Regions from separate parts of the Homo sapiens genome. Here region 2 is linked to region 1. A link is a loop called in an ENCODE intact Hi-C map of the cell type or tissue named here. Cell type or tissue: PC-3. All regions are shown on one strand. Each heading gives the region's core, and the rest is flanking DNA. Links, peaks and the distances in the headings are about the cores only.

The links. Peaks named below come from ENCODE experiments on the same cell type or tissue, not always from the same donor. Only the 100,000 strongest peaks of a DNase experiment are listed, where the experiment ranks them.
Region 2: it touches region 1 in a loop (12-fold over the local background); 1 of 110 quality-filtered maps calls a loop at or near these places.

Annotation. Positions count from the first base shown.
Region 1 is chr7:117,122,176-117,138,133 of GRCh38, reverse strand. ST7 (suppression of tumorigenicity 7) reads right to left here. Exons shown (of 16, transcript NM_001369598.1): 4 at 8,287-8,341; 5 at 7,528-7,643; 6 at 6,174-6,249; 7 at 3,942-4,010; 8 at 1,899-2,053. All of the region lies in intron 2 of ST7-AS2 (ST7 antisense RNA 2), which reads left to right. Among named protein-coding and RNA genes, the nearest start is that of ST7-AS2, 15 kb to the left of the region's middle. In PC-3, for the core only: no CTCF peak of the experiment used is centred there; DNase peaks (open chromatin) are centred at 5,213 and 5,553; H3K4me3 peaks cover 1,688 bases; H3K27ac peaks cover 2,363 bases.
Region 2 is chr7:117,261,760-117,277,717 of GRCh38, reverse strand. It overlaps WNT2 (Wnt family member 2), which reads left to right. Exons shown (of 5, transcript NM_003391.3): 5 at 1-2,267. It also overlaps the pseudogene LOC100421782, the pseudogene MTND2P37, the pseudogene MTND4P6 and the pseudogene MTCYBP6. Among named protein-coding and RNA genes, the nearest start is that of WNT2, 53 kb to the left of the region's middle. In PC-3, for the core only: no CTCF peak of the experiment used is centred there; DNase peaks (open chromatin) are centred at 7,157, 7,637 and 8,137; H3K4me3 peaks cover 959 bases; H3K27ac peaks cover 2,092 bases.

The DNA.
Region 1 (15,958 bases), core at 4,475-6,974:
CAAGCGTGCATTCTTTTGGTAAAGATGCAGAGGTGAATCTCAGGTTACATCCTGATGAACTATTTTTTTTTCATTCTTGACATTAAGTCTGGAGAAGCCTCATCTTAAACTTCTGCTTTATATTATTCTTTCCCTAACACTAGTGACATCATAATCATCTCCAGGTCCCCTAAGCAGTTGATTTTAGATGGCAATATAACACATTCCAGATATGACAATAGAGTATGCAACAAAATGAAAAACTACCCTAGTGTTAGAGAAAGAATTGACAAGCTAAATAGTTGTAACAACAATCACTAAAATGACTCTTAAAAAGTACGTTAACAATTTCTAATCTTAATCTTTTATTTAATTATATGTCTTGTTGGATATGTTTTCAGACCAATGAGAACATGCATGTGCTTAATCCTCGATAAAAATTACCATGTTTGAGAAAATATGACACACCTGTTATAGATTAAGTACATGTATAATATGCAGCTATTAAAAGATGTTAAGACCAAAGTCCTAACATTTCAAGACTTAAACAATGAGAACAAGATGTGTGCTGAAAATCTGCCAAGTACCTACAAATTATTTTAAAAATGTGATTATATTTTTGGATGGATTTAGGCAACAGGTTGAAAAGATTTAATTTAGAGAAGAAAAGAAAGAAAATTAATGTTGTATTATAGGTTATGTAATTTTATGTATTGATTTCCATTTAGTTCACAAAATACACATTTACTACATGTCTTCAAAATGCACTGCATTACACTAAAATACTTTTTTATTAAAAAGTGAGACATAGATGGTGATTAGAGACTTTATTAGCATATATATGCTGCAGAATAAAAATAAAAACTTAGGAATTGATGTGGTACATGTGAGGACATACTCATGTATATGCAGGCTATAATGCAAAGATTTTGCTGGCACCTTAGTTATGGGGACTAATGCAGTCAGTTTCTACACCAAACCCAAGTTTAACGTTAACATTTAATTTTATAATCTCAAATATGAAGGAGATACATCCCTACTCTCTAAGTTTCAGGAGGGAGAAACTAAGTGAGAAACAAAATAACTTTGTGAATTTTGGTTGGACCATGGAAATACTCTCAAATTTTGGTTGGACCATGGAAATACTTAACTCTCTTACCACAAGGACTGCTAAATTTCTGCTTCAACAACAAACAAACTGATGAGTCGAGGGGCTCAGGGAATTCCAGAAATGATTTCGTTGTTTTGTTTCTATACTGTTCCCCCACGAAATGTCATTGGCTTTCAGTTTAGTATACTGAAGTGAAAGGTCTCAGATTTTAAAGAGTTATCTTAAATTTAAAAAGGCGTTTTTTGGGGAGTTTAAAAAGGCATTATTTTAATATAAAAAAGATAAATAACTAGGAGCTCATGGCTCTTTCTCTCTGGAAGCCAATACCAATGTTTCTTATGTAAGAGATAAATGCTGATACAATCACCAATAACTTATATTCTTAATTGTCCTATTTCAATCCATGTTGTAGAAGATCTATAAGATAAAACCTTTGCTAACACTATGGCTAATTTAAATCCTGTTTCCCATCTGGGTTTTAAAGTTGTGAGCAGAAGCAACTGATGAACAGAAATATGTAAGAACTCAGGAGGAAAAAAGGTTACTATTAAAGGTTACTGCCATTTATTTCTGCGGTTAGGAATCTATGGGCAGGAAAGAGAATGTGAATATAAACAGCAATGAAGCTGTAAGTTAATTATTTACTAACTGCACTTATAGGAAAGAAGAAAATTAATAAAAACAAAGCAAAAGCCAATATTTTCTCTTGTCTAGGAGAATCATATTTTGAACTGGACTAAAAATTTGCTCTGATTAATAATTTTTACAATTCTGATCCCCCAATGCATCAACCTGCAGGAAACCTTACTATGTTGGGCTTCATACTGGGATCCATGATGTTGTAGCTGCTGAGAGCGTCGGTAACAGCCATCTCCAGCCTTCAGGGCCTGCTTAAATAATTTTTCTGCTTCAGCAATGGTTGTTGCTTCCTCTTCAGCCAAGAGAATATAAGCAGTTGCACACCTGTTCATTCAGATAATAGCCACCATCAATTACAAAGCCAAGGACATGGTAATAGACTGTAGGAGCTCATGCAGAAAGGCAAGGAGTTACGCCAAAACATGCAGAGTGGCCAACTGGTTCATGCACTCCTGTTTGTAGTTGCTGACACAAAATAATGGTACAAAAGAAACATCTGTATTTTAGCTTGAGAGGTAGGATGCGTAGTGTTAAGAGCATGGGGCTCACATGTGGACTTCACCCTTTATATTAGTGTGTCACTTTGGGCAAGTTCTTACTCTGCCTCCCTGATGGAGAACAACATGGAATCTTTGTTCACAGTGTTGTTGTGAAGGTTAAGTAAGGTGATGCATGTAAAGTGCTCAGTACAGTAGCCAGCATGTGGTTAAGTGCTCAATAAATGTCAGCTAGTGATGGTGATGATAACAGCTGTTATTAAATAGTTCCTTCCAACACTCAAAGTTAGAGGTGCTATATACAGGTTTACTTCTGTTAACTAAACACAGATTATCTTCAATCTAAGGATTTCTTCAGAATAAGAAATTCGTTAAATCAAGTTACTCACTGAAAAAAAACACAGTGCTTCAACATCTCTTTACAGTTAGCACTGACTTTCTGCTTCAGAGAACACTGGAAGAACCTACAAGTAGTGTTATTTCTGAAGAACTCAAAATCTGACTCAGCCACAGTAGCTAACAAGTTAAATCTCATGCCTTCAACAACAATAGCTACCACTTGTTGCTTAGTATATATTAAGCACTGTACCAGGCACTTAACATATATCATCTCATATAATCTTTTCAACAACCCTCTTAGGTGGGAAGCCAAAAGGATAATTAATGAACATGGGGAGTTCTTGTGAATTTAAACCTTCCAAAGCATATGAGGAACAACCCACTGCCAAAGAAAGGGAATGTAATAGGGAAGTGGTGAGGCTGTAACAGACCACGCAGGTCCTGCACCCATCCTTTCACTCTCCTTCCCCACTGCCTCACTTGTGGCCATTTCCCTACTTATTTCCATCAGACCACAAGAGAGAAAATAAACAGAAAGTAAAACCAAATGTTACTTTTACTGTCCACAAACTGCAATAGCCAGCTAGGAAAAGGAGGCTGAACTTCACAGCTAATGTAAGGGCTGGGGCTACTAGTTAATCTTAGCCTTAGGAAGGGTCTGTAAGGTCTTTAGCCAGTCTCTCTAATTTCAGGCAGGAACCATCAATGGGGCTTTAAACAATGTGGTGAGGTAGGGAGAAAAATGCCCAGAAAAACAGCTATAAAACCAATTTCTACAGATGGCAGCATCCATGACTTGGAAAGAACCATAATGATGCTGAAACTATACAAGTGATTCACTGGAGAAAATAACTGGGACAGGCATCAGAAGAAATGCTTAAGGCTTCAGATGCCAACATATAAATATGAGGCAAGGGTAATGAAGTGAAAATTGAGATTGTAATACTGAGTGGTAGATACAGTATCAGAGGAATTAGCTATAAGATTGTAGTTGTTGGGCTGGGAACCCAAGAATGGTTGGGGCTAGCTTGCTTGCTTTGCTTATTTATATTTCAAATGGTATTCTTAGGAGGAGAGGCAGAGTAGCACTACTGGCCAAGAAACATACATCTATGTGGAAACGCATGAGTTTGGGATAGAAACATGCTAAGAGCTTGTGAGTGAAGGAAAAAGGAGAGAGCAATAGAAGTGCTAATGGTTGGGGAGTACAGAACAGACTGCTCAGCTCGATGGAAGATATAGATGATGCATCCTTGTCACAACACAATACACATACAGAAGCAAGAAAGTGTGGTGATGGGGGTGTCAACCATCCAGATATCCACTAGAAGTCTCATTTGGTTAGAAGTAGGGCACCCAACAGGTTCTTGACTTACTTTGGTAACAATTTTATCTCCCAGATGGTAGAGGAAGCAATTAGGGGAACTTCAACTCTGGACCTAATTCTGACCAAGAAGAAAAAAATAGTTGGTAAAATGAAAATTGATAGGAACATTCAGAGAGAGTCACTATGTCATTTCGGAGTTCAGGGTAATCAAAGAGGGGAAGGTGGACTTCAAAAAATTCAAAGAAAAGAGGCATGATTCAATGGCATGAGATTCAGAAGGAAAAATGGTTTAAGAGGGTTGAGCAGCTTCCAAATGTTCAACTGTAACTGCAATCACAAATGATCCTCTCAGGAAGAAAAGAGGGGTGGCACTTAAGTAACCAACACGGCTTCACAGAGATTTCTCCCAGGTCAGATTTTTAAAGGACATATTTTAAAAGATGGAAAGAGGGCATGTAATGATGGTCTATAAGAGAGTGGAATGAGCTTATAAGAATAATGTCAGGAGAGCTACAATTCCAAATTAGCTGAAGCTTGCAAAAATAACAATAATAATAATAATAATAAAACAAAATAAAATACTAAAGACAACCATTTATTCCCTATTTTAAAATTATATTTAAGGCCCTATCACCGTCCCCATGTCACAAAGGCAAATAAGTAAAAAAAAAAGACAAACAACATAATAACATCAAAACAAGGAAGGTTTATTGTTAAAAGCAGTAGATAATAAAGAAAAAGCAAAACTCTCTCCCTCCTATTTTGTTCCTGGCTTCTCTATCAAGGAGAATGACTGTCAGACTGAAAAAGGGAGAAGAAATTAAACTCTAAAATGGGTAAAAAGATGTAAGATAGCAAATAATTGATCCATTCTAAATGAATTACTGGACTGGATGGGCAAATCCCAGGAAACCGAAAGACCTTGTAGGCAGGCCATGGAATTGCTCTCTGTGGATAGTTGAGGAATCACAAAGAATGGAGAGGTGCTAGAAGATGAGATGATAAATGTAGCATAAATTTTCAAAAAGGGGAAGAAGGCAGACTTCCCAAACTACAGAACACAGTGATTTGGAAAGATATTCTAATGGATTATTAAAGGAATGGTCTCCAAGCACTTTAAAAAGAAAGTAGTGACGACTAGAAGCCAGCTTATATTCACTAAGAATAAATAAATCAGATTGTGCTAGCTTAATTTACTGTAATAGATTTACTATAAATTTAAGATCCGCAGCTACGATTGGCATTCTTAAGATCCAAATGGAGAAATATGAGCTGAGTCACAGTGTAACTGGGTGGCTTAGTAATTGAGTGAACAATACAAAAGATGGTGATTCATGAAGACATGAACCTGGAGGGTAGTTTCTATGTCATGTCACAGGGCTCTATTCCTGGCCTTCATATTTTTCTCAGAAATATGGATGACACACAGAAGGCAGGCATATCGAATTTGTAGATGACAAGAAACTGGAAAATAAATATGTTGCATGACAGAATCAGAAACCGTAGATCAACTGGTTACAATGGCAGGATTTTCAACTCTCACGACAATCTTTTTTTTTTTTCCCTAAGATCTCTGAAGAAGATTCTGTAACCTTCTTCAGAAAAATCATAAAATAGTTTAACAATGACCACTTGGCAAGGATAGTGTTGAGGTGATTCAAGCACCAGATGGGTGGTTCAGCTAAGTGACCTTTAAGGTCTCTGCCAACCCTGAGTTTTTATGACTCCAACTTTAAGAATCTTTCTCATTTTCTGAGATCTCCAGAAGAGATTTCCCAGCCTTCCTTGGTAACCCACAGAATGTTTAACAACACTCAAGACAGCATTTCCTCTTATCTTTGTCTTAATCTTGAAGTATTTTCTAAAATTTTTTTTTTAAACCTTATGTTGTTATCATGTTTTCCCCACTAGCAGAAGTTCTACTAGAAAATGTTCTAGTGCAGATGAGCATTCTACATCTGGAAAATTTTCCCTGTCAGAATGTTTTAGATATGTAAAGAATTGTATTTATTTTATATCCTCACAATATCCTAGGGATAGCCCTTCAAGAAATTAATTTAGGATCACAGCAAAGCCATTGAATTCATAAAATGACTAAAACCACCTCCACATGGTGGCTGTCCTTCATTTAAAAAAAAAACTTTTTTAAATAGAGTAATAACTCCCCAAATAATCCTCCAGTTCAAATGCAGTTTAATTTAAGTATCCTATCAATGGCAACTGAATATATTCAGCAAAGGATGAGATTTCCTTTTTAACAGCAAGATTTTCCCCCACTTACTCATTTATCTCCAAGGCTTCATGAGCTGCAGAAATCCTAGCTTGGGGGTTTCTCTCTCTCCAGGCTTTCTGCATTACTATTTAAGAAAAAGAGAAAACACCAAGTCAATCCATACATATAATTAGGTAGACTCAGTAGAGGACAAGAGCTAAATTAGGAGTGTCAGCTTAAATTACAAGAACATATTTCATTGCTAAGAGGGTTGGCCAAAATCTCCAAAGTCATATTAGTGTATTAATGTGCTATTCCACAGTATTTCAACTGCTGATAGCAAACCTTTTTTGTGCTCACAAAACTACAGGCTAAGGAAATCAAGAAAAGGCACTCTAACAGAGATTTTGCGTGTCTTTTGCACATTAATGTCATTTGTTCTTGGAGAATATATTTTATGCATTTTGAGATGACATTGCTACCAACCTTTTCATTCACTTAGATACAACATAATTGGTCATTTTCCGAAGCACTTAACACAGACTCTTGGTGTTAGAACATTCTGAAACCATTTCAAGAATTATGCGTGGGTCAGTAAAAAATGCTTAAGCTTTTGCTTAACATGTGTACTTATATCCCAAATTTACCTGCAAACCTAGCTTTTATACATCAGAGCAGTTTCTGAACATATGGTGGGAAGCTCAATGGGAATATTTACTGTACCATGATGTTTCTACCATAGCAAAGAGTACCATTTTACAAAGGAGTAACAATCTCCTTATTTATTTTATAAATTTGTATTTTATAAATTATTTTAGAGTGTGTAGAGGTTCCCTTTCAAAAACATTTTTTCACCTATTTACTTTGAATAAATTTTATAACAAAAAATTTCAGTTGAATTATCTGAAACTCAAGTAATGTAAAATACACACTAAACAAAGTATTTTCTCAGATGGAACACACATCTAGACTCCAATAGCCAAGGCCATGACCCCATTCGATGCTAGTTAACCTATAAATAGGCAAATAAAAGTCACTAAAATATATTCATTAATCATCTGAATCCAGTAAATTCCAATTTCTACTTTGAATATCATAAAGGAGATAAGGCCTTCATGCTAACTCAACCAAGAACTTCATTAGCTTCATATAAGATTCATATTTCTTTAAAATATATAAAACCAACTTCGATATATTTTTAAAAATCATGATTCAAATTATTATGAGGGGACTCATTTCAACATAAATACTTCATTGTGATAAAGGTTTACTTAATTATCAGAGTTCTGGGTTCTTATTAGTCAATCAACAATTTAATATTTTATTCATTGGAGTTTTACAGAGTGGATATTCTAAAAGCAGAAATCTTGACACTTAAGCCAAAAAGCCCTCCCATTCAGAAGGATGTATGGATTTTTCATACTTGCATCTGCGGGACGCAGATGGTCCGAGTCACAAGTAAAGAATGTCTGGTGGTCTTGGGCAGAGAGATTCATGTCATAGTAAGTAAGAGGCTCTCGTCCTGTCACCCAAGTATACCTGCAAAGGAGAAATAAGATGATTAGACACTTTTGAGAGAGAAAAGCAAGACCTATAAAATATTAAGCTGCAGAGGCGTTGAAATATAGACCATTAACTGAATACTAAAATAGCTTTGCTAATGAATAAAAAAAATTTTTAAAAATCATCTTATTCTCCCTTCAGGAATTATATCAGTCAAAAGAAATAAACATTTTCTCCTGTGTTTTTGTCTTAAAATTTACTAGCCCTTGCTAATGAAAACCTTCCCTAATTCATATTATGAATAGACACTTTCCTAAAGCTATGAAAATTCTAATTTGCCTAATTACTTTGCTAAACTAAATTCCAACATAACTTCTGCGACATCTCTATAACCATATTCCAGGTAAGCTTCAAAATGTTTTCAATGTATAGTATATATTGAAAAGAATAACTGTTAATACAAAAACTCTAAAAACTACACATTTTTGTACATTATCCCAAATCTAGTGCTAAAATATTTATAAAACAGAAAAATCAAAACATTTGAAGATAGTATTAAAAAATGGACGCACTACATAGACTGTTACAATGACCCCTAAATGAACCAGCAAAAACATTTGCTGCTGTCTTTGCTCTCTGAACCAGACCCATTTGTTTCCCAAGCTGTCAAAATGCTTACCGATTGTATTCAGCACCCCTAAATAAATTTAGTGGATTTCGCCATACTTTGCATTCTGCAACAAAGAGAAATATGAAAATGTTACGCGTAAGTTCAGTGACACTACAAGCTAATTAATTCAGCAAAACACCCTTCCTGCCATTTGATAAGATAATTCTATTCACTACCCTTTACATGGGAAGCAATGTGGAAAAACTCTGGGTGGTTAATCACAAAATGTGGCTCAGGCTCCGGGACTTTGGAAAGTTTTGCCTAATCTCTCTGGGCCTGAGTTTCCTCACTTGCCAAATCAAGATGCATGCCAAAATCAGCTAGTTCATAACTCCTAAAATTATTTCAAGAGGTCCAAACTGATTCTATGAATTTACTTCTAAAACCTTATAGATAAAAGTATAGGCAGAAGTAAAACTATTTTCTGTCAGTCTAAAACATACCTCATAATAACGTTGTACATGACAAGACAAACTATAGAGTATAATATGCAAACAGCCTTATAGTCTTAATTTGGGTTCATGCTAACAGTGATTTTATGATAATTTACCAGTTTGCTTTTGCCTTACAGGAAAGGAATAAGAAAATTAATAAGATTACCATATTGTAGGAAGAAATGCAATTAAAAGAAATTGTCTCAAAGCATTTTAATATCATTTACTTGCACAGATACATATACTAATCATCATACTAATATCATCATGTTAGCACATCCTAATAGGTCATACCTCTTTATTATACCAGGACCACAGAAATTTAGAACAAAAGGACTTTAACTTAGAAAAGCCAAGCATTAACTTTAAGACTGTGTTATAATGGTAAGCATATGACTAATAAACTACAATTCTTTTAAAACAGTCTATGATTAAGACTTTCTACTGATTCAGAATACTAGATTTTGGATGAATAAGATTTTATTATAAAAAAATCAGTTAATAGTATTCAAAACATCTATGTGCGTGTGCAACCAGCAAAAACCACATCCAACAACATATGTACAAAAAAGTGAGCAATTATTGCAGAAATCCAAAGGACATTGAAGGCCACGTGGTGATTCATTAGGATCCTACCCTCAGTCCTGTACATTCAACATCCATCCATCCACTGAGCATTAATTTGAGCACCCACTGGAGGAAATAAGTAAACCATCAATTTCAACACAGTGTGATAATGGAGAACACAAAGCACTCTGGGAACATGTGTGTAATCTCAACAAATATTTGTTAAAATAGTAAAGGATATACACATAACAGGAATACGTGTTTTCATTTAAAGAAGATGTACTTATTTCTAAATTAGGGCAGGATCCCACTTAAAATTTACACAATATTTATAAATAATGGCCCTAAATTTTTTGTCACTTAGCTTAACTTGCCATTTAGAAAATGATCTTTGTCCACTTAATTTAGCATCTCTGAATTTTGTTCTTGTGAAACTGAGATTTGATGGCTGTCACTTCATATGGCATTAACTACAAAATTATGCTTCCTGTAATTATTTTTTCTCCCCTTAGAGGAATCACTAACACCTTGACTCCAGATCATGGCTTGAAACACACTGGTGAGCTCAATAACCATAATCCCTGCTCTTATGGCTATTATAACTACCTGGACCTCACCACTGCCAACCCCTGCTCAGAGAATCTCTTTTAAGATTCAAAGTGCTCTTCTTAAAGCTTCATGAATATTGCAAGATCTGTATCTAGCACAAAATAAACATGAATATAGATTTATGGATAAGGATCCTCGTGGTAGAATTATTTACTATAAAACAAGGACATTTGGGGAGATGCTTCTCCTCCACAGAATCTCATCTGAAATATTAGTAAAAAGGCTAGGGCAAATATTTTGTCTCCAACAAATACATCATCATACTACCTGGAAGGATAAACACTGTTTAAACATCAATTGACAAATCACAAAGAAAACTGTTTTCAATTAAAATTTCGACTCTATTATATATCAGATGCAATTGAAATTATTTCTAAACAAAAAATAACTCCAAAGATAAATCATGTATATACCTAAAGTATTCACTGAGCAGTATCTAAAGATGCTCTTTATTTAAGAAGTGTCACAATACAGCCAGCAGGGGGTGCAGCAAACATTGTGAAATATTGCTTTTATGACTTCCATTAGAGAACTGAGCTTAAAAAGAAATCTGTGTTAACATTGGTGTCATATATGTGTGCTGCATTCAGTTTAACTATCCCTAAAACTTAGAAAAAAGGATCTAAGTAATTGTAACAGATGTAAACTGTTCTAAGTGAGAATAAAACATGTAATGAAGAAGTATCTAAGAAATGTCTTCATTAGTTATGCCCTTTAAATTGAAGGTGCAAGACAGGTATATTTTTATTTTAAGAAACAAGCAACCTAGAGGTCACACATGAGCACATGTCAAAGTTGTGCTTTAAAATTAGGCCACAGCTATGTTAATTTCTTCTTTGTCCCTCTGTTCCATAATCTTATCTTGTCTGCAAAAACTCAATCTAGAATCACTCTAGGTAACATACCTCATAAATATCAGGCTATGTGATGGTTTAGTGATAGAGACAAAGGATGTAAATGCCAAGCATATTAGAATATGAAGATTTAAGTCAGGAAGTACTTAGATCTCTAGAGGGTAAGAGTTTCTTATGTGTTCCTTTAAGGAATAAATTCCTTATTTCAAATCAGATTTAAAATTTTACCTCCAAAAAGGAATTTTCCATTCTCCATTAACATCAACAATTTTAATGCCCTCAAGATGCACTAGAAGTTGATTGGGACTTCATCATGAACTTGCTAATATCAATAATAATATAGTTAAAAATATACCCTTGATACAACAAACATGCTCTCTATAGTTCCATATGCAGCAATTCACAGTGCAGTCTCTACTCACAAGTGCTGACAGAAATGTTCCATCCTTAGCACACATGCAAGAATGAAATTCAAGAAAAAGGGCAGCAGCAAATATTGAATAGCACTTGCTTAGTTCCCAAAGTCTGCGGAAGAGATTCCCTACTTTGTCATAATGAGATCATTACAAGCTTCTTTGTGAGAGACAAAGAACCTAAAGAATAATGTTTACTATCTACAGCTAAGTACTTCTAAAAGCAAGCTCTAATCCTTTTTTTTCAGCCCTCCCTCTCACTATTCCCTACTAAAACCTTCCATCACAATCATACTTATTTATTTCATGTCTTTTCATACTCTTCTACTCTTCTGCAATGCCCACCCCATCACTCATAAGACTGTGTGGTTTAAACATGTATTGAGTGGGTAATTATGCATTAATCTCTCAATTAGGCCATGGGTTACAAAAAAAGATAATAGCTTATGTCTTAGAGGAACATTTAGCCTTGGCAGAAAAGTGAAAAGGGTATTGAACTAACTGGCACCCACCTGAAGAAGCTCTACAGAGGGAATAAATATTCTGAGAGAACCACAGACTTTTCCCTTTGTCACAATACTCAAGAGAAGAGAACTCAATTCTCATAAAACAAACAAAAAAAAGGCTCTATAGTCACAGAGCTTTTAATCACACAGAAAGAAAATATTATTCTACACCCAATTTAACTCTGAAAACTTTTTTCTAAAATTAAAAAAAAGATAGAAAATCCCTAGTCATGGGGACTTCAAAAATTATAAATTGCTAATTCAAGGCCCAGAAGGGTTTCTTATACTAAAAAGTTACCACATCTTCCCAGAATCTAAAGTATGGATAAGCATGACAATGTTATTACAAACAGTAGTAGCAGCAACTTTTGTTGTTGCTATGAGCTTGATTTTCATGGATCCTTTCTGTAAAGGGGCTTAAAGCTCGATTTATCTACATTCCTTACATACATTAGTTAGGGGTATATATTACACCCTTTTTACATAAGTAAAAAGTACAGAAAAGCTAATTTCCCTAAGGTCTATGGTAAATGAGATTAAGGCCTGGTGTCCAGACTGCCCGACTCTTATCCATTACATGCAACAAACCTGTTAAACCCTGCAACATCATATTTTGGAAATATTGTGAATCCATCAGTTAGATTTTTCACTAAAGAAACAATTTTTAAAAACTCCCCTGGAAAAACATTAGGAACTTTTTAACACTTTTAAACACTTTAGTTTCAAAGTACAACAGAAAAGGGTGCTAGCTAAAGTTTCATTGGCTTGTATTATAAAATTAACCCCAAGCCAGTCAATTTCTGACAAGTGATTGTGCATATGTTTATTAGCTTTGATATCTCAGAAATGAATACCCAATTCTCTACATTATTCAGATCAATTTAAAGCAATCATTATTAGTAAAAATATCCATATTCTTAAATAATTAAGCTTTAACTGTTTCATAACTTCAAAATGTTATTTTGAAACAATGATTAGAAGTAAAGGCACAAAAATATGTAGGTAGCTTTCAATTCAACAAATATGTTACTATCTCAAATTCTTTATGAAATAACAAAAGATATAAGTAAATGTGAATTTTAAGACCATTATTTTGGCCTCCTATTCAAGATAATGTACCACTTTCTTCAAGAATACTGTCGAGATGGTTAAATCTGTAACAGCATCTGTCATGCACTTCTCATTGGTCATTTTTCACCTAAGTCAACCAACCCTACCAAATAATGTGGAAATTATGAAATAACTTTACTAAGTAAGTGTTCACTAGCTACTAAAACTATTTTAGGTATTATCATCATTTAACTGGAGACCTAATTTGTACTAGAGCACAAATTTTAGTGTCAAAGGATTTTAAAAAGATGTGAAAAACACTGGCTAAGATAATCACTTTCAACACATCCATTAGATTTTGGTGAGTTTACCCTCATTAAGACTATTAGAGAGCAGCCCGAAAGGTCCTTGACATGTAGCATTTTGCAGTTTTGCTGAGGGATATATTTGAAATGAAAGCACTGAATGGCCTGGATATAAAGAGTCACTCAGCTAGTGAGTAAGCCCGGCTGACCACAAAGCCATACCTCCAAGTGACTGCCATTCTCCACAGTCGTATTTGTAGAGAAATCAGCTCATCTGGGCACACTGCCAAATGGCTGTCCTCTGACCTGACATTTCCACATGACCTCATTTAATGCTGAAATGACTTTATGCAGTAGACATTACTGCTATTCCCATGTTTGCAGATTAAGATACTAAGACATAGCAAAGTTAAACAACTTGCCCAAGGTCACACACAGAAGATTAGGACCACATCTGTCTGACCCCAGAGCCCGAGCTGTCAACCACTGGCAATCCTGCCACTGAACTGTTCCTACAGTAAGTTAGGTTAATGTCACTTCAGAAATAATGTCATCCACTGCAGTACAGAATTTTACTAAAATTATTATTTTAATTGCTTAATAATTATGTTAATCTTGGTTTATACACCTCATAGAGGTTCTGGACAAGGTCAATTCAATTTTTTAAAGTGCTTAAGAACTTGGATTGTGAAGTAAGACTACCCAGGTTATCCGCCATGTGACCCTGGACAGATTACTTCACCTTGCTATACCTCAGCTCCCTTAACTATAAAAGAGAGATAATAATAATATCTGCTTCCTGGGGCTATTGTGAGGATTACAAGAGACAATATCATATAAAGCTGATAGCAGACACTAAGAGTGTTAGTTATTATTATTGGAACCAAATGGCTTCTTATCGATAAAATTATTTGTTCTAGTGCTATGAAAATTTGGGACCGACGAAGGTCTTGAATATATTTTTTTTACTCTACCTAAATTTCTACATCGCCATTGTTTTTCTTTATGATCTGAATTTAATCAGCACTTAAATTGCTTCTGGCCATGTAATAAAATTTAATTCAGAATTTAGAATATATACATTTATATAGAATTATTAAAATTATTTAGAATTTGGAATATACATATATACTTATGAAGATTAAAAGGAGATGATTCGTGACAGGAAGCCAAGTGACTATCCAGTTTGTTTAAAGATCCAATTCTATGCAAGAGGCTATTAAAGTATCTCAGAGAATTTAAACTTGACTTTGGCAGGGATATTTTTCATGTGACAGAGCACTCTCCACTTTTCCCATTATCCTGAAGAAGGTAAACACTGCAAACCTTTGTCTTTATGGCATCTTATTTGAGAACAAGGCAAATTATCAAACAGATGTTCCTATAAACTCAAATTCAGAATGTTACTGGGCCCTTTTAAATGCCTATTTATCATCAGCTCATAAACTAAGCTGAATTAAGAAATGGTAGTGAGAAACATGGTGATGTGGCAGAATATATCAGCAGGGTTTATCAGAAACTGCATATCTGAGAGGAAAACAGCAGTTTAGCTCCCAAATAAAGCAAAACCAGTGGAATGGACACAAATGCTAACTTCAGCCAAACAATCTGAAGTTTGAAGTAAGAAACTGTATAATTAACTACATTTCTCCACTGGCCCGCAGATAAAGATCACTGCAAATTGTGAGCAAGTCTGCATTCAGGCCACTTTGTACAAATCCAGAAGTTTAAAAATATATGCACAATCTGCCTGTAACCATAACAACCTTTCTCACTCCTCACTCCACCACCCCCATCCCAAGTCGTTCTTAGGTAGGCCATGTTTTTCAGCTTTTATTCAAAACAAATTATTCCTTAAGGAAAGAGCTACACTGAATTTTCATATAGAACAATGTTTATAACTGATATTTCCCCTTTATTCTTACTTTTTTCAATGATTTTCTCAAATAATCAATAAAATACCATTACACTGCCTTTGCCAACATCCATGAGACTTTGTGAGCCATGTTATATTTCATGTACAATTCAGCAAAGGGCCATCTTATGATGCTCCAAGAAAATCAATAGATTCACCCTTCTGTTATTAAGGCAATAGTCATTTTATTATTATGAAGGCAATGGGAATTTGTAAACAAGTTTAAGAAAATACACTGATAACCCTCAGCTTTGGACCTTCTTGATACTTAGCATTTGAAATGAGACTATGAAATAGAAAGTGATTAAAAGTAGAGATAAATTCAGACAATGTACCTAATGTACCCTTTTAGTATTTTTCTTATTCAAAAATCAAAATCACCACAAAAAAACAGAAACAGCAATGGTATTATTCCAGTGGTATCTGGCACTTCCAAACTAGCATACATGTTTGTTTAGCTGAGTCAGCCAAATATCAGAAGCCCAAATGTCAAGAAGTGGGCAGATGGAGACCTAAATATACTTAAGACAAGTTAATTTCCATTTTTCTAAGGATAACTATTTGAACACTGTTATGATACCAGAAAATAAATGCTGTTATCTATTATACAAGAAATGAATGGAAATATAGAATGCATAGTAGGCACTCAGTAAATACTAGTAGATGTTAATATTAAATGAATACTGGTAGATAATATTATCATTGAACTAGTAATAATATCCAAAAGCTCAGTCTTAGCCAAGTAAAAAATACAAACAAAAGTGAGAATTTCCACAGGTTATCCTCAGTGAATGAATTCATTTCTTCCATGATAATTGCAGAACCTTGTGTCTAACTAGATCTGATCACATCACTCCTCTGTTTAAAAAGTATCATTGGTTCCCATTCCACTGAAGATAAGGCCCAGGTTCCAGATTCCTTAGCACAGCATGAGCTACTTGGCAACTTTGGCTTCTGTCACAATCCAGTCCCTTTCCCATATGTCCTGTTTTCTAGTCACATGAAGCCAATTTTTATTTCTCGAACAT
Region 2 (15,958 bases), core at 7,004-9,503, 140 kb before region 1:
GTAAAGAAAGCAGAATCAACTGCCCCTGACTTAACTTTAACTTTTGAAAAGACCAAGACTTTTGTCTGATCAAGTGGTTTTACAGCTACCACCCTTAGGGGTAATTGGTAATTACCTGGAGAAGAATGGCTTTCAATACCCTTTTAAGTTTAAAATGTGTATTTTTCAAGGCATTTATTGCCATATTAAAATCTGATGTAACAAGGTGGGGACGTGTGTCCTTTGGTACTATGGTGTGTTGTATCTTTGTAAGAGCAAAAGCCTCAGAAAGGGATTGCTTTGCATTACTGTCCCCTTGATATAAAAAATCTTTAGGGAATGAGAGTTCCTTCTCACTTAGAATCCGAAGGGAATTAAAAAGAAGATGAATGGTCTGGCAATATTCTGTAACTATTGGGTGAATATGGTGGAAAATAATTTAGTGGATGGAATATCAGAAGTATATCTGTACAGATCAAGAAAAAAAGGGAGAATAAAATTCCTATCTCATATTATGCATGTGACCCATGGAATCTCATAACTGAAAGACTTGAAGGATGAAAATTTTGGGGATACAAGATTGGTGAACTAAAATGCTGACAGAGAGGTTTCCAGAGCTAACTCGTGCCTGGGGCGGCCTTACAATAAGCAGATGCCTGAAAGAAGTCGGCCACGTCCGCCGTCTGCTAATGCCCATCACCCTTCAAGCCCAGTTTAAAGACCTGTCATATTTAATTGTATTTATTTGATGCTTACAAGATGATGTGATACTGTAGCCTAAAGCAAATGACACATAGCATTGCTTATAAAGTTGGTAACCCTGCTATATTATATTGCAAACAAATCGTAACTTGGAGACTATGTTTAAGGGACTCAACTGTAATTATGGGAGCATCAGTATGCAAATAGTGGTTGGCTTCTGCCATCAGCCAAAAGATGACATTCAGGGAAAATGGAGAGGCTGCCTGCACCGTTTTTTTATGTTAAATGAAAGAAAGGTGAAATAGCTACTTCTCGTCTTCTTGAAAAATTTGGTTCTTATTCTGTATATGACTTCCTTACAGTGCTACATTAACAGGATATTTCATTACATGCATCTGGTATCAAATTATTGGTTCTTCCTCATTCTTTAATACCATACAGTAAGGTCATTTAGACTGAGACTCGTACAAAACAACCTACTGGAGTACTTTGCCATAGTTAACATTTGCCTCCAGCCCTCTTAAAAATGTCAGAATTCATCCCCTTTCCCTCATTCCCAAATTGTTGTCTAACTTTTCCAAAGTGACTCTTTCCTCCTTTTATTCTATGGATTCGGATGGTGGGAACAGTGGAATGACAGTAGCTGCTCTGAGCTTGGTGTGAAGAAGGCCAGGCACATGGGCAGCTGCTCAGTCTTCAGTTACCCTGAAGGTTGGTGTGAATTCCTTCATGAGAGTGCGAAGGCACTTTCATGGGGGTCCCACAGCCATCAGCCCTTCCTCCTGCTGGATGAACTGTGAAATCATCAATCCAGGCTGTGTTTCAAATTGGAAAGGATCTTAGGAGACATCTCAGCTTCCTTTAGTTTGGGGAAATTGAGACCAAGAGAGGCGAAGGGATTGGTGCACATATCAGGCATTGCCCAATGCTCCATCACAAATAGGACCACACTCTTGAGTGTTTGAGATAGTGTAGGACTTTATCCATTAAATGAAACTAGCTTCTCCCAGAATTAACTCAGTGGATTTTAAATAATTTTAGCTTCCAATGGTGTGTTTGCTACTTTTTTTATGCCTGGTATGTTTAGATCTGACATTCTTTTTATGCTGAGATATATCCCTCCTGGTAAGTAGCAAGGGGACAAGGATATCCACGTAGGAACCTACATAAATTGTCCTAATCCATAAGGGAGATTATGGCAACCATCGCAAGTGGCAGTGGGTCCTGCCACTGAGGTGGGAAAAATAAGAGAATGAAATATTGCTATCGGCTTTTACTTCTGAAAGAGGAAATGTCTATTGTTCGGGAAAAAAATTACACAACAAATGAAGGTAATTTTAAACTCCTTTGCCTTAGAGCTTGGTAGAGGATCAGTATTCCAGGAACCTGAAATACACTGAAACTCTCAATTATCTGAGGCTTTTAAGGGGAATATATGGCACAAATTAGCCAAAACAAAATAATTGGGAAATCCCCTTATAAATTCCCTCTTTATTAAAATCTTACTATAAATTGAAGTTTTCTAGGTCCAAGATAATGTCCATTAATTTTCTACAATATCTGAAAAAGTTTCCACAATAGGACATAAACTAGTTCACTGGAGTTTTCTACAATAAAGATATAATCTGCACGTGACCCTGAGACTGAGCATATAAGTTGTTTTCTTCAACAGATTTGGTTCTGTAAGTTGGTTCATGGTGCTGACTGATATTTGTCTCTATTCTCGGAACACACTTTGTCAATGTGCATTCAGTTTCAGCATCTTGGGTAGCCCCCCAAGGCCTGAAAGAGTTAATGCTCTGCCTTAAGAGATCGATTTATCCACTCAAGTGACTTAAGCTCAAGCACGCTAGTCCCCAGTGCCATGACCACACTAAGCTCTGGCTCTGTGCCCCTCAGGGATGAGAGAGAGCTCTGGCATGTTACTGGACTACAGATGTCTCAGAAGGGAAGCAGGAGAGGCATAGGGCAACCCAGAATGCTATCTGCTCTCCCTTCTCCAGGTGTCACCAGATTGAAATAAACATCTGAAAAGAGGGATCTATCATGTGGCATCTGGGTGGCACCAGATGTTGGGAGGGAACGTGAGAGGGAAAGAACCTGGTAACTTTTGCCAGGTGACTGGCCAAGCTTGGTGATCAAGGGCAGTGGCTTTTTCCAGGCCAGGCACAGTGGCTCATGCCTGTAACCCCAGCACTTTGGGAGGCCAAGGCGAGTGGATCACTTGAGGTCAGGAGTTTGAGACTAGCCTGACCAACATGGTGAAACTCCGTCTCTACTAAAAATACAAAAATTAGCCAGGCGTGGTGGGTGCCTGTAATCCCAGCTACTCAGGAGGCTGAGGCAGGAGAATCACTTGAACCCAGGAGGCGGAGGTTGCAGTGAGCAGAGATAGCGCCATCGCACTCCAGCCTGGGTGACAGAGTGAGACTATGTCTCTTAAACAAAATGGGGGGTGGGGGCCAGTGGCTTTTTCTGCTTTTGTTGGTAACCCCCACCTTTCTTCCTGCTGTCACTTCCCTGTCCCTACATTCAGCACCTACTTCCTGAGCCATCATGAGGCCCACTGGGCTCAGGGACCCCAGCCATGGCTCAGATTGTCCATACCTATTGTGTAGCTCTGTTCCAGGCAGCCAATATTAATTTCAAGAGGTGTTTTGAAATGGTCACAACTGTATTCTTTTTTTAACTAGAATTATTACAAAGTCTGAAAAAAAATCAGGCATTACATTTCTTTTTCAAAGAAGGTAGCTTTAAAGTCAGAAAATCCAGTTTCACATCGACGTTTCTAGGCCATATTAATTTATGAAGGAACCTCACATCAACTCTAACAGACCTAAAGCAGGGCTGTCTCAGAAGCGGACAACATGACCGTGCATGCGCTTTCCTGGCCGGCTTGTTCAGGCGGGTTATTGTTATTACTTCTGGGTTATTAAAAGCTGGCCCGGGGCTGTTGTCTCGCTCAGCTGAAAAACATTCATCTCTCCTCTTGCCGACTCTCAAAATAAAGGCTCAGAGGGGTGTCCAATGGACCAGAACCATTCTTTCGTGTCTATTTACTGTACCTCAACGTGGGTTTCCTTATCTTAAGAGCAAGAGTTGTACTCAACAAATAAACCTTGCCAGTTCCAAAGCTGGTAAATAGCTTTTGTCAGGTCCACACTGAGCCTCTGAAAAGCAATCTGCTGGTGGGAGCTGACAGCTAAGCTGTGCGTCTTTTGACCTTCTCCTTATCTAGGCAGAGAAAATTTTCACTCATCCATGAGACTGTTCTTTACATTTTTCTGGGGATCAGCAAGGTGACAGGTGGTTTGCAAAACCCAACATGATTATTATTTTTCTAAATCATAGTTGTTCCAGCTCTAGCTTTCTTCCCCCCAATATTCACATGGATTCCTGTTTAACCAAACCTCCCACTTCCACTAGCTAATAAAAGTGTCATGCAGATTGTTACAAAGAACTATTGTTATTTACAAGTCTACGTTTTCTTTGAAATCAAAACATAATAAAGTGAATTTTCAGTGTTAACTCTGTTATTTTAAACTCATGGTAGTCTTGCCAAACCCTCTGGTGAAAAGAAGTCCCTGCAGGTTATGGGAACTATTCCCTTGTCTTTTCTCAGGACCGTACTTCAAACAACTCAATCAAGAGGCATCTTTCAAGTTTGTAAAGATGTTCAAGGAAGGCAATTGACTTGCCTCACTGATAGCTATTCTTGTGAGTTGATTGGTAAGACTTAGGTTAAAAATTGAGAAATTATGCCACATTTTCGCCCTGTGTTTTCCTGTGTGCACCAATCTGAGTGCTTGCCCTCTCTTGATGTTAGCATGTTTTGTCAGTGTTTATACATTTGGTGTCTTTCCCTAGCAGCTAACTCACACCCATCAACTTCTCAAATTATTGCGTTCCCTGTAAGTGCTGACTCTGGGTTGAAATAGCATTTTCTCTGCTTGGTGAGAAACATGGAGCATCCCTTGCCTGGTTACTGAAATCTGTGCATCCTGATTTTGGGGGCTACTTCTATCAAGCAGTAAAAGCTCAGAAAATGGGAATAAACTCTCCTCTGAAAAGGAAGTCCGCCCTCCCCACTTTTTCCTCTCAGATGAGCTATATTTTGGGGCAACCTGGCTGACTAAGGCACGGGTTCTGCACTTCAAGCACCGCATTGTAGCCCCGTGATTAGACTGCACACTGTCCCTCTAGGATTCCATCCACCCATCTGGAAACTACCACACCTACTTAGATGATCTGAAAAAGAGAGAGTGGCCGGGTGTGGTGGCTCATGCCTGTAATGCTAGCACTTTAGGAGACCAAAGCAGGAGGATCACTTAAGGCCAGGAGGATCACTTAAGGCCAGGAGTTTAAGACCAGCCTGGGCAAAATAGCAAGACCCCTGTCTCTACAAAATAAAATAAAATAAAATTAGCTGGGTGTGATGGCACACACCTGTAGTTCTAGCTACTTAGGAGGCTGAGGTGGGAGGATGACTTGAGCCCAGTAGTTTGAGGCTACAGAGAGCTATGATGGTGCCACTTCTCTCAAGCCTGGGCAATACAGCAAGACCCTATATCTTAAAAAATTCAAATAAAAAGGGGTGGTGATTCATGTGTCTTTGTGTGTTTTTCAAAGGACATCTCCCCCAAATATTTTTGCCCTGAAATTGTCAATGAAATTTTCCTGTTTTCTAACTTCTTGTGTGACAGGGCTGTCCTAACATTGTAGGATGTTTAGAAGCAACCCTAGTCTCTACCCCCCAACTATATGCCAGAAGTAACTCCCTTGACTCCCTGCTGTGACAACCAAAAATGTCTCCAGACATTGCCAAATGTTCCCCAGGGAAGGAAGGAGGGGTGAGAGTGAAATTGTTCTCAGTTGAGAACCACTGGTCTAACACTTTGGGTTAAGCCCTCTATTAAAATGCAAGCCACTTTCGGTTAGGAACACCTCATCGGGAACATTAGTTGAATGGGATTCCTTCTTAGTATTAATGTATCAGGCTTCCTAGGAAGGAATCTTTAGGAAAAGGGGTAGTTGTGAAACCCCTCAGCATCATGGGGCAGAATAAAAAAGGCTAAAACTTGACTGGAAGCTCCTGTAGGCCCGCACTGTGTGTCCCTGGAGTCTGTGCAAGCGTGAGGCTCCTGGGTTTCTAGGATGGGCATTAACTGTGGGGAATCAGACAAAGGATGGAAGGGTAACAAGGAGAAACAATAATGTGGTTTTAGAAGCTGGAGGCAGAGTTTTTAGGAATTCTTCAGTTTCACAATACTCTCAGTGGGAAAAACAAAAACAGAAAACCCCAAATCCCCAAGATACATATGCCTGGAAAGGTGGAGGAGTGAGAACAGCAGACATCTGCAGCGAATAATTAAACACTTTTGAGTTGCTCAAGATAGTCAGCAGGGAGAGTAATAATGAGGAGGAGACCCTGCAAAATGAAGAAAGTCTGGGTTTCAAGTGAAGAGAGAGAATTTCAAGTTTAAGGTCAGGATGGGTCTCATTTGCAGTTTGTTCATTGAAACGCCCCTCCTCACTGCCAGTTGCCCCACCACGTGTACCCTTGGTGTGGTCCAGCTGATATTTTAGCAGAGAACAAACTGAAATACTGTCTAATGTGTGCCAGTAAAGGGTGGGAAACGGGGAGCACATGCTGGAGGTAAAATGAAGTAGAGTGCAGAAAAAAAAAACCAACAGTGTGGGTGGTGGACAACAAGATGGGTAACCCTAGGCTGGGCGCAGTGGCTCACGCCTGTAATCCCAGCACTTTCAGAGGACAAGGCAGGCAGATCACTTGATGTCAGAAGTTTGAGACCAGCCTGGCCAACATGGTGAAATCCTGTCTCTACTAAAAATACAAAAATTAACCGGACGTGGTAGCACAAGCCTGTAATCCCAGCTATTCGGGAGGCTGAGACAGAAGAATCACTTGAACCTGGGAGGCAGAGGTTGCAGTGAGCCGAGATTGACCACTGCACTCCAGCTTGGGCAACTGGGGGAGAGTCTGTCTCAAAGAAAAAAAGAAGGGTAACCCCAGCTGGCTGGAGAATCTGGGGCAGTTGACAACTGACAGAAGTAATCAGAAAGCCTGTCTTTGCCATGACAATTCATGGGCGAAACTGAATTTATATTTTATGCTGCCCAACGAAGTAACGATCAGACAAGAACCGCTTGGATGAACAAATAGTTCGTGATCTGTTCCTTCATGGTATTATCTAGTTCTAGATAAGAGCATGATTAAAATCTGATCAACATGATCAATTTAACATGTAGGCTATTTTTGGACCCTTAACTTGATTTTGTAATTTCTGGGTAGTGACTGACCCCGTGAAAGCCCCTGTAATTGAATCATAGGCCCTGGATTTCCCCAGGCAGTTCACCCAGTCCTCTTTTAATAGCATCGTAGGCCTTCCTAAGTTCCACAGACGAGAGGAGTCACATTACTGCCCGTAAACCCAGTTCAAATAATTAAATGACGAAGATGCAACCAGGATTCACTCAGCTGGACTGCTCACACTGGTGACTTAAGCAGAGGCTGGGGAGCGTCACAAACCCATCTGTAAATGTTTAGGTGCTTCAGGTTACAGGTGGAGGTCGCCCACCAGCCGAAGAAATAGCAGGAAAAACAGAAAACAAAATCTGACTCGGTGTCTCCAAAAGTCTACCCACCCATATAATCTTTGGCATCTGCCCCAGGATCATTATTCTCCAATAGTAATGAAGGCTTCATGAAAGGCCTCGAACCCTGAATTGTCATTTTGGAATCGTGCTTAATCAAGACAAATATTCCCAGCCTAAGAGTACAACTAGAAGGAGAAGGGAGTACGGGTTTAATTTTCCTATATATTGCTGTAACTATAAACAATGCCTTATCTTCTCAGCAACTCTCATGAAATAATAAGCACTTGTGTTTTTAAAAGTATTTACACCAGCCCTTGGAGATTTTATTAGAATCATGATTCACAGATGAGAAATTTTCCTCTTCTACAGGATTTAGTAACTGGAGTAAGAATTACTCAGCAGACTGTCTATACAGACAAATGAATTTGAATATTTCCTTTGGCTATTAGCCATTCATTGGCAAATTTCTTTTAATTTTTCTGAACCAACGGAATGAGCAAGTCAAGATGATTCCCCTGATCTATATATTGTAGACAGATAATTAAACAGTTTCTGAAAATTATTATTGTTCTGTCATACAGATATGGGACTTCAACACAGCAGTGAGTTTACATGACACTTCAGGATCCCGAGAGTGAAAATTCCTGGCATCACAGAATGTCACATTTGGAAGGAACTTTGCAGATTATTTATTCCAACCTCCAGATGTTATTCATGGGAAAACAAAAGAAACTTCATGATTCGAACTGTGATATGAGCAAGACACTCTGAATCATCTTCAGGGAAGAACAGTTATTATTCATTCAGTAAGGCTGTATTGAGCATCTCCTATGAGTCAACCACTGTGCTACGTACTGGAAATGTAATGGTGACTAAGACAAACATACACTTGCTCAGAACCTTCTGGAAGGACTAACACCGAACACTTTTCCTTTTACTTGACAAGCACTTTGTAAAGTACTTGGATTGGATTTGGTGCTTAGAACCACCCTTAGATACGGATATTGAGATGAGCCAAGTTTCAGATATGGTAATTTGCTCCAGGTAATAAAAGACTTATAAGCATATAAGAGGCACAGCCTGAACTCAAGTATTTGTCTTCTAACTCTCACTCCAGTGTCCTTTCTAGTATACCAGAGCTCCCTGTGATTAGAACTCAATGAGTATTCATTCGTCCAACTGGCTATTGAAAATGACCAGTTCAATGATCATATTCTCTAAGCAAAAAAGAGGATACATGGATGGCCAAAATATTTCCATGATTTTTATTTAATTTATATGAAATTTAGATAGCAAATCATATGTAGGTACATACTGAACATAACTCTAACGGAAAGTAACTTTGAATTATACACAACAGGCACTTTTCCTTAAAATAAAATAAGCCAGGCACAGTGGCTCACGCCTGTAATCCCAGCACTTTGGGAGGCCAAGGTGGGCAGATCACCTGAGGTCAGGAGTTCAAGACCAGCCTGGGCAACATGGTGAAACACTGTCTCTACTAAAAATACAAAAATTAGCTGGGCATGGTAGCAGGTGCCTGCAATCCCAGCTACTCGAGAGGCTGAGGCAAGAGAATCGCTTGAAACCGGGAGGCAGAAGTTGCAGTGAGCCAAGATGGCACCATTCTACTCTAGCCTAGGCGACAAGAGTGAAACTCAGTCTTAAAAAATAAAATAAAATAGTTTTTAGATTCTTGCAGAAAATCTGAGATTTCTGGTCATGAGAAACCTGCTTTCTCTGTCATGTAGAGAGTCAGTCCCTAGTTGATGATGGTTCTAAAATACTATGTATCAACTTAGACATGGTATGAATCATAATTTAAGAGTTTTCTCCAAGCCTCTGCCTAATGCTTGATTAATCAGATTGAATTAACATGTCAATAATTTAAAAAATATTTTTCATAGTAATCTTGCCCTCTCATTGAAGAAGGAAGAATTTTCTTAGCAACAATGTCTAAGAAATATTTTTCAGACTTGCTTTCAAATGTAACGATGTATTTTAAAATATTTTAAAGGCAAAAACTACATGTAAATATGATATTGGCATCTATTAACGATAAGATTTTTGCTTCCTGTAACATGAAGTATGGGTGTTCTTTCTCTTCATAAAGGAAACTGGGAAGATTTGTACAATACTAGATTATTGGATAATGCTTCTAGAAACAAAAGGTAATCTCTCCCCTTCTGATATGATTTGGCTGTGTCCTCAGCCAAATCTCATCTTGAATTGTAGCTCCCATAATTCCCATGTGTTGTGGGAGGTACCCTGTGGAAGATAATTGAATCATGGGGGGCGGTTTCCCCCATACTGTTCTCATGGTAGTGAATAAGTCTCATGAGATCTGATGGTTTTATAAGGGGTTTCCCTTTTCACTTGGTTCTCATTCTCTTTTGCCTGCCATCATGTAAGACTTGCCTTTTGCCTTCCACCATGCTTATGAGGCCTCCCCAGCCTTGTGGAACTGTAAGTCCATTAAACCTCTTTTTCTTTTGAATTACCCAATCTCGGGTATGTCTTTATCAGCAGAGTGAAAACAGACTAATACACCTTCTAATCTAGAAACAGTCCAGCAGGGATGAACATAGGTTCCTAGCACTGACCTCCAATTGATATCCAGTTGACTGGTCACTTAGTCCAAACTTGTGATTGGGGTTGTTTCTGATGGTGGCCAAATTAATAAAAGGGAAACCTGTTCAGAAAGTAGGGGAACCAAGGACAAGTCCTCACATGAATATCTGAGGAGTGAAGGCAAGTGAGGGAATCTTTGTATAAATGAAATCTTAAACAAGGGGTCAAAGGAGAGGATGGAGAATTTTTATTATAATTATTCTAAAAGTATATGGAATAGATTTACACTCATGTTTATTCATGATGGGGAAAAAAACTGTCCCCAGTTATGCATTTTAATCTGTGAGAAAGCTGTTAAGGAATGTGAGATCATGAAGAAGGCGGTATGTTAAATAAGTAAATAAAATCTAGGGAGTTTAATCCTTCCTAGAATTTGATTCTTTTTTTTAAATCAACTTTTATTGTATTCAAATGATTCATTCTTTTGGAGCAATAAATAGAGTGAGACGATGGCCAAAGGAAATTTTTCTATTCCTTGGACATGTAAGCCTTTTTCCTAATAGCAACTATAGCAGAATCAGACCCCTAGGTAGAATATATTAACACCCATGACAGGGAACAACTCATCTCCAAGTATCATTTTCCTTTCATTGTCCTTGAACAGTGCCTAAAATCCCCATCCTTACTGCTGCTGCCTGGAGTTAAGAATCTATCTTCTGAAAATTTCTTCTAAAATATGTGGATGTTATCCAGCTTTATTCCTTAATTCAACAATTATTTATTCAACAAATATCTGGTACAATTTACAATCTGCCAAACATTTTTCCCTAGTGTTTGGGAAACACCATAGCATAAGATAAATGAAATAAATGAGACATAAATATTTCTGGTAATATGGCATACCAAATATTTCTCAAAAAAGCCCCTGGCTACAAATGCCTAGAAATTTTGCATAAAGTAAAATAAACATCTTTTGAAATGTATAAGTGTACTCTCCCAACCTTCAGTCTCTAATATAGGAAAGCTCCAAAGACCAAAATGAAGAGAAAGCTGAAAATCCAAGTTTCGGTACCCCAATAGAAGTTGACTAATGTTTCTGTTTAGATGTTTGGGTTTTGAAGACCACGTTGGTGTAGGAAATAAAGCTAAAGTCAAACTCTTCAAAGAGCTATGTATTTAATAAAGGAAAAACCTGACCACAACCTCAGGGAATCAGCAAAGAACTAGTCTGTTGTAAAATAGAATTGTAATAGAGAAAATGTGTCCTCTGACCATTTACAGCTGACATGCTCTTCTCACCTTATTCTGATGTTAGAATTTACATAATTTGTATATGCCAGGAATTGTTTAATTAAGAAATCAACCTTTAAATACTTTCTGGATTGAGCAGATGCAAAGGCAAAACCTCCTTGAAGCTCACATTTTTAACCAGGCTGAAGGGGATTCCCACAGATAAAAATTTCACCAAACCTGAGTTCATAATTCAAAATTACAAAACATACCACAAAATAAGCCACCATGATGAAGAGTCATAGAACAAACAAATCATAGACTTAGACTCCCAAGAATATTAGATAATAAAATTATTACAGACTGATTATATAAATAAATCTGTTTAGAACAATAAAATTAAAAATGAACAATACATAAATAAGGTACATAATATTTAAAGAAAAAAGATGGGCCAGGCGTGGTGGCTCACACCTGTAATCCCAGCACTTTGGGAGGCTGAGGTGTGCAAATCACCTGAGGTCAGGAGTTCAAGACCAGCCTGGCCAACATGGCAAAATGGCGTCTCTACTAAAAATACAAAAATTAGCTGGGCATGGTAGCAGGTGCCTGCTATCCCAGCTACTCAAGAGACTGAGGGAAGAGAATTGCTTGAACCCAGGAGGCAGAGGTTGCAGTGATCCAAGGTGGCACCATTCCACTCCAGCCTGGGTGACAACAGTGAAACTCCTTCTCAAAAAATAAAATACAATAGTTTTTAGATTCTTGCAGAAAATCTGAGACTTCTGGTCACGAAAAATCTGTTTTCTCTGTCATGTAGAGAGTCCATCCACAGTTGATGATGGTTGTAAAATATTATGTATCAACTTAGACATGGTATGAATCATAATTTAAGAGTTTTCTCCAAGCCCCTGCCTAATGCTTGATTACGCAGGTCGAATTAACAAGAATACAAAAATTAGCCAGGCTGAGGCAGGAGAATTGCTTGAACTCAGAAGGCAGAGGTTGTAGTGAGCCGAGATCCCACCACTGCACTCCAGCCTGGGCAACAGAGCAAGACTTAGTCTCAAAAAAAAAAAAAAAAAAGAAAGAAAAAAAAAAAGAAAAGAAAAGAAAAAGAAAAAAGATTAAGCTAAAAGATGTTTGAAAGAGAACACCCAGGGCCAGGTGTGGTGGCTCACGCCTATAATCCCAGAACTTTGGGAAGTTGAGACAGGCAAATTGCTTGAGCTCAAGAGTTCAAGACCAACCTGGGCAACACAGCGAAACCCCATTTCTATTAAAAAAAGTACACAAATCAGCCAGGTGTTTTGGCATGCACCTGTAGTACCAGTTCCTTGAGGGGGCTGAGGCAGAAGGATTGCTTGAGCCCCGGAGGTCAAGGCCGCAGTGAGCTATGTTTGCACTACTACACTCCAGCCTGGATGACAGAGCAAGACCTTGAAAAAAAAAAAGGGAGGGAGGCAGGAGAGAGGGAGGAGGGAGGGAGGGAAGGAAGGAGGGAGGGAAGGAAGGAAGGGAGGGAGGGAGGGAAGGAAGGGAGGGAGGGAGGGAAGGAAGGGAGGGAGGGAGGGAAGGAAGGGAGGGAGGGAGGGAGGGAGGGAAGGAAGGAATTACCCAGAAATTAAAAATATAACCACTGATATGAAAAACTCTGTGATTTTCTGCCTGTGGCCACAACAGAGGAAACACAGTTAAAGTCTCCTCCTGTTGCAGTCATGTCTTAGTCAGTGTCCCAAAGAGCCCAAAGAACTGCAGAAGCTCTTCATTAAAATAATCATAAGAGATGGAAGAGCCATTTTCAGTAATGGGAAATGCACACAGATTGTGTGGTAATGAAAGACGCACACACTAAGCACTCCAGAATCTTTAGGTTTGTCATATATGCCACCATGGTGCAAGCAGATTCAGTCATGAATGGAAGTCCACACAAGGTGGTGGAAGAGTTGTGAAATCAAAGAGGGATATTTTTTAAAAATTTTACCAAAGACCAGGTGCCCAGTTACCTATGAAAAAGATCTTTGTGGCATTAAGGAAGACATTGAAGAACAACATGTAAGAGATTATTTTGAGCAGTATAGGAAGATTATACAATCTTACAATCCATTCCTAATAAACTAGGAGTTATACTGGCCCTTCTATTCGCTCTTCTCATTCTAGCAGTTATTCCTGTACTACATAAGTCCAAACAACAAAGCATAATATTCTGCCCATTAAGTCAATGCTAAGGGTGAGGGTGAGCTGTATTATACCATGACCACCTAATTTTAGGAGCACTGCTGCAAGTACTATTGAGCCAGCAATGGGGGTTTCTTCTACATAAGCCTCAGGGAGTCATAGGTGAAGTCCATATAGGGGTATTTTTACTATAAAAGCTATGATACATGCTAATCATATGAGATTGTTGGATCAGGAGACTAGTAGTTCCTGGGTACTGAATGTCATTATTATATTTAGTGAACCTAAGGTATTTTGGGTATAAATAAGTATAATAAGGGGAGAGACCCTACTAGTGTATAAAATAGGAAATACGAGCTTGCATTGAGGTGTTCTGGTTGGTTACTTCAGCAGATAATAAAGATTAGTGTAGGGATAAGTGTAGCTTCAAAGAGAATATAAAATATGATTAGTTCTGTGTCTGTGAATGCTATAATTTAAGAAATCTGTGGGATAATTAACATAGAAACATAAAACTTTTTTCATGGGGGAGGGGATTCATTGGACGGGTGATGTTCAATGGCTTTGAAGGCCATTGGTCTTGTTTAACCTAAATTTCTAGATCATAGATAGTGTTAATGGGGAAATGGGTAAAAGGAAGGTAGAAGAGATAAGTGGGAGGAGGAATAATGTGGGCTTTGTGTTTTCAAACTGTCATTTTATTTTTATGTTATTGGATGTGGGGAATATTGTCACTGAGCCAGAGTAAATTAAGCATATGTAAAAGTATAGGTTGAGTAGGGTTATAATAGCTATAATGGTTGGGGAAATAAGACTGTTGTTTTTTGTAAGTTCTTGAATGATGACTCATTTAGGCAGAAATCCTGTTAATGGAGGTAAACCTCCTAGGGACAATAAAATTAATGTAATTATAGGCTAAGCCTAAATTCCATCCCCTTATCCCAATCTTCATTAAAAAAAAAACAAAAAAAAAACCCCGCTCTACAGAAGCAGCCACTAAATATTTCCTTACACAGGCAACTGCATCTATCGTTCTCATAACAGATAATACATAGCAGTATAGGAAGATTGACTGAAGTGAAATCATTACAGACTGGGGCAGTGATGAGGAGAGTCTTTGCTTCTGTAAACTTTGGTGACCATAAGTTCATGGATAAGATTGTCATTCGGAAACAACATACTATGAATGGCCATAACTGTGAAGTAGGGAAATCCCTGGCTAAGCAAGAGATTGTAAGTGCCTTATCTAGGTCAAAGTGGTTCTGAAAACTTCAGCAGTCGTTGTGGAGGTTATTTTAGAGGGAATGGCAACTTTAATTATGGAGGAAATTACAATGGTTGTGATAGCTTTGGTGGCAGCCATGATGGTGGTGGATATGATGCCAGTGGGGATAGTTATAATGGTGTTGGTAATGATAGAAGCAATTTTGGAGGTGGTGGAAGCGACAGTGGACAATGGCAATTACAATAATCTTCAAATTCTGGACCCATAAAGGAAGGAGATCATGGAGCAGAAGCTCCGGTTCTTATACTGGGAGAGCCAATACTTTGCCAAACCACAAAACCAAGGTGGTTATGGTTGTATTAGCATCAGGAGAAGCTATAGCAGTGGCAGAAGATTTTAATTACTGCCAAAAAAAAGTGCTTAGCAAAAGAGGAAAGCCTGAAAAATAACAGGAAAGCTACAGGTTACAACAAGTTTATTAACTCAGCCAACTGCGGTGGCAGGATCTACATCCTACAAAAAGAGATGCTTTAGAACATACTCCTATGAGCAAAAATCCATAAAGATAGTTCTTGTGACTAACTATATAACAGAAATTTTAGTTTTTTTCCTGTGGAAAGTATGAAGCATTACAACAAAAGTTTTATAATATACTTATTTTTGTATGCATATTGTTGATCACTATAAGAGTCTGATCTTGATGTTGATTAAATAGGTCTTTTTAAAAAAACTCAGTGGATGTTTTTCTGCTGATCAGAAAAAAATAGATTCAGCTAAAGAAAAAGTTAATGAAGTAGGTAAGAGATAGATTTAAAGAAATTACCCAGAATGTTGTCCAAGATATAAAGAAAAAATACAAAAGGGATTAAGAGACATGAAAGATTGAATGAAAAGGTTCCTCATATACTTATACTAGAAGTTCCAGAAAGAGAGAGAAAATGGGGAAAATGACTGTTTTCCAGAATGGATGAAATATATAAAACCTGTTTCAAGAAGCATAACTACCAGGTAGAATTAACAAAATAAATCTATAACAAAACATATTGCTGAGACACTGTAGAGAGTAGAAGAAAAAGAGAAGACACAAAAAGCTACCAGAGAGAAAAGTTGTCTAAAAAAGAACAATAATCAAACTAATAGCAGACTTTTTCAAAGCACTGATAGAAAGCAGAAGACAATGGAATCATATTTTCAAATTTCTTGAAAGAAAATAAATGTCAACGTGTAACTTTATATCCAGCTGAATTATCATTAAAGAGCAAGGACAACATAAAGACATTTTGAGACAAAATCTACGAAGAGCATACTCTGTCTAGGAACTTCAGGAAAAAGGAAATATATTCTAAAAGGAAGAACTGAGATGCAAGAAGATATGATGAATAAAGAAATTTGTACTTGTGCAGTCAAATGTAGACAATAGTGAATATTTAGAAATAACTAGTAATTACTAATGTC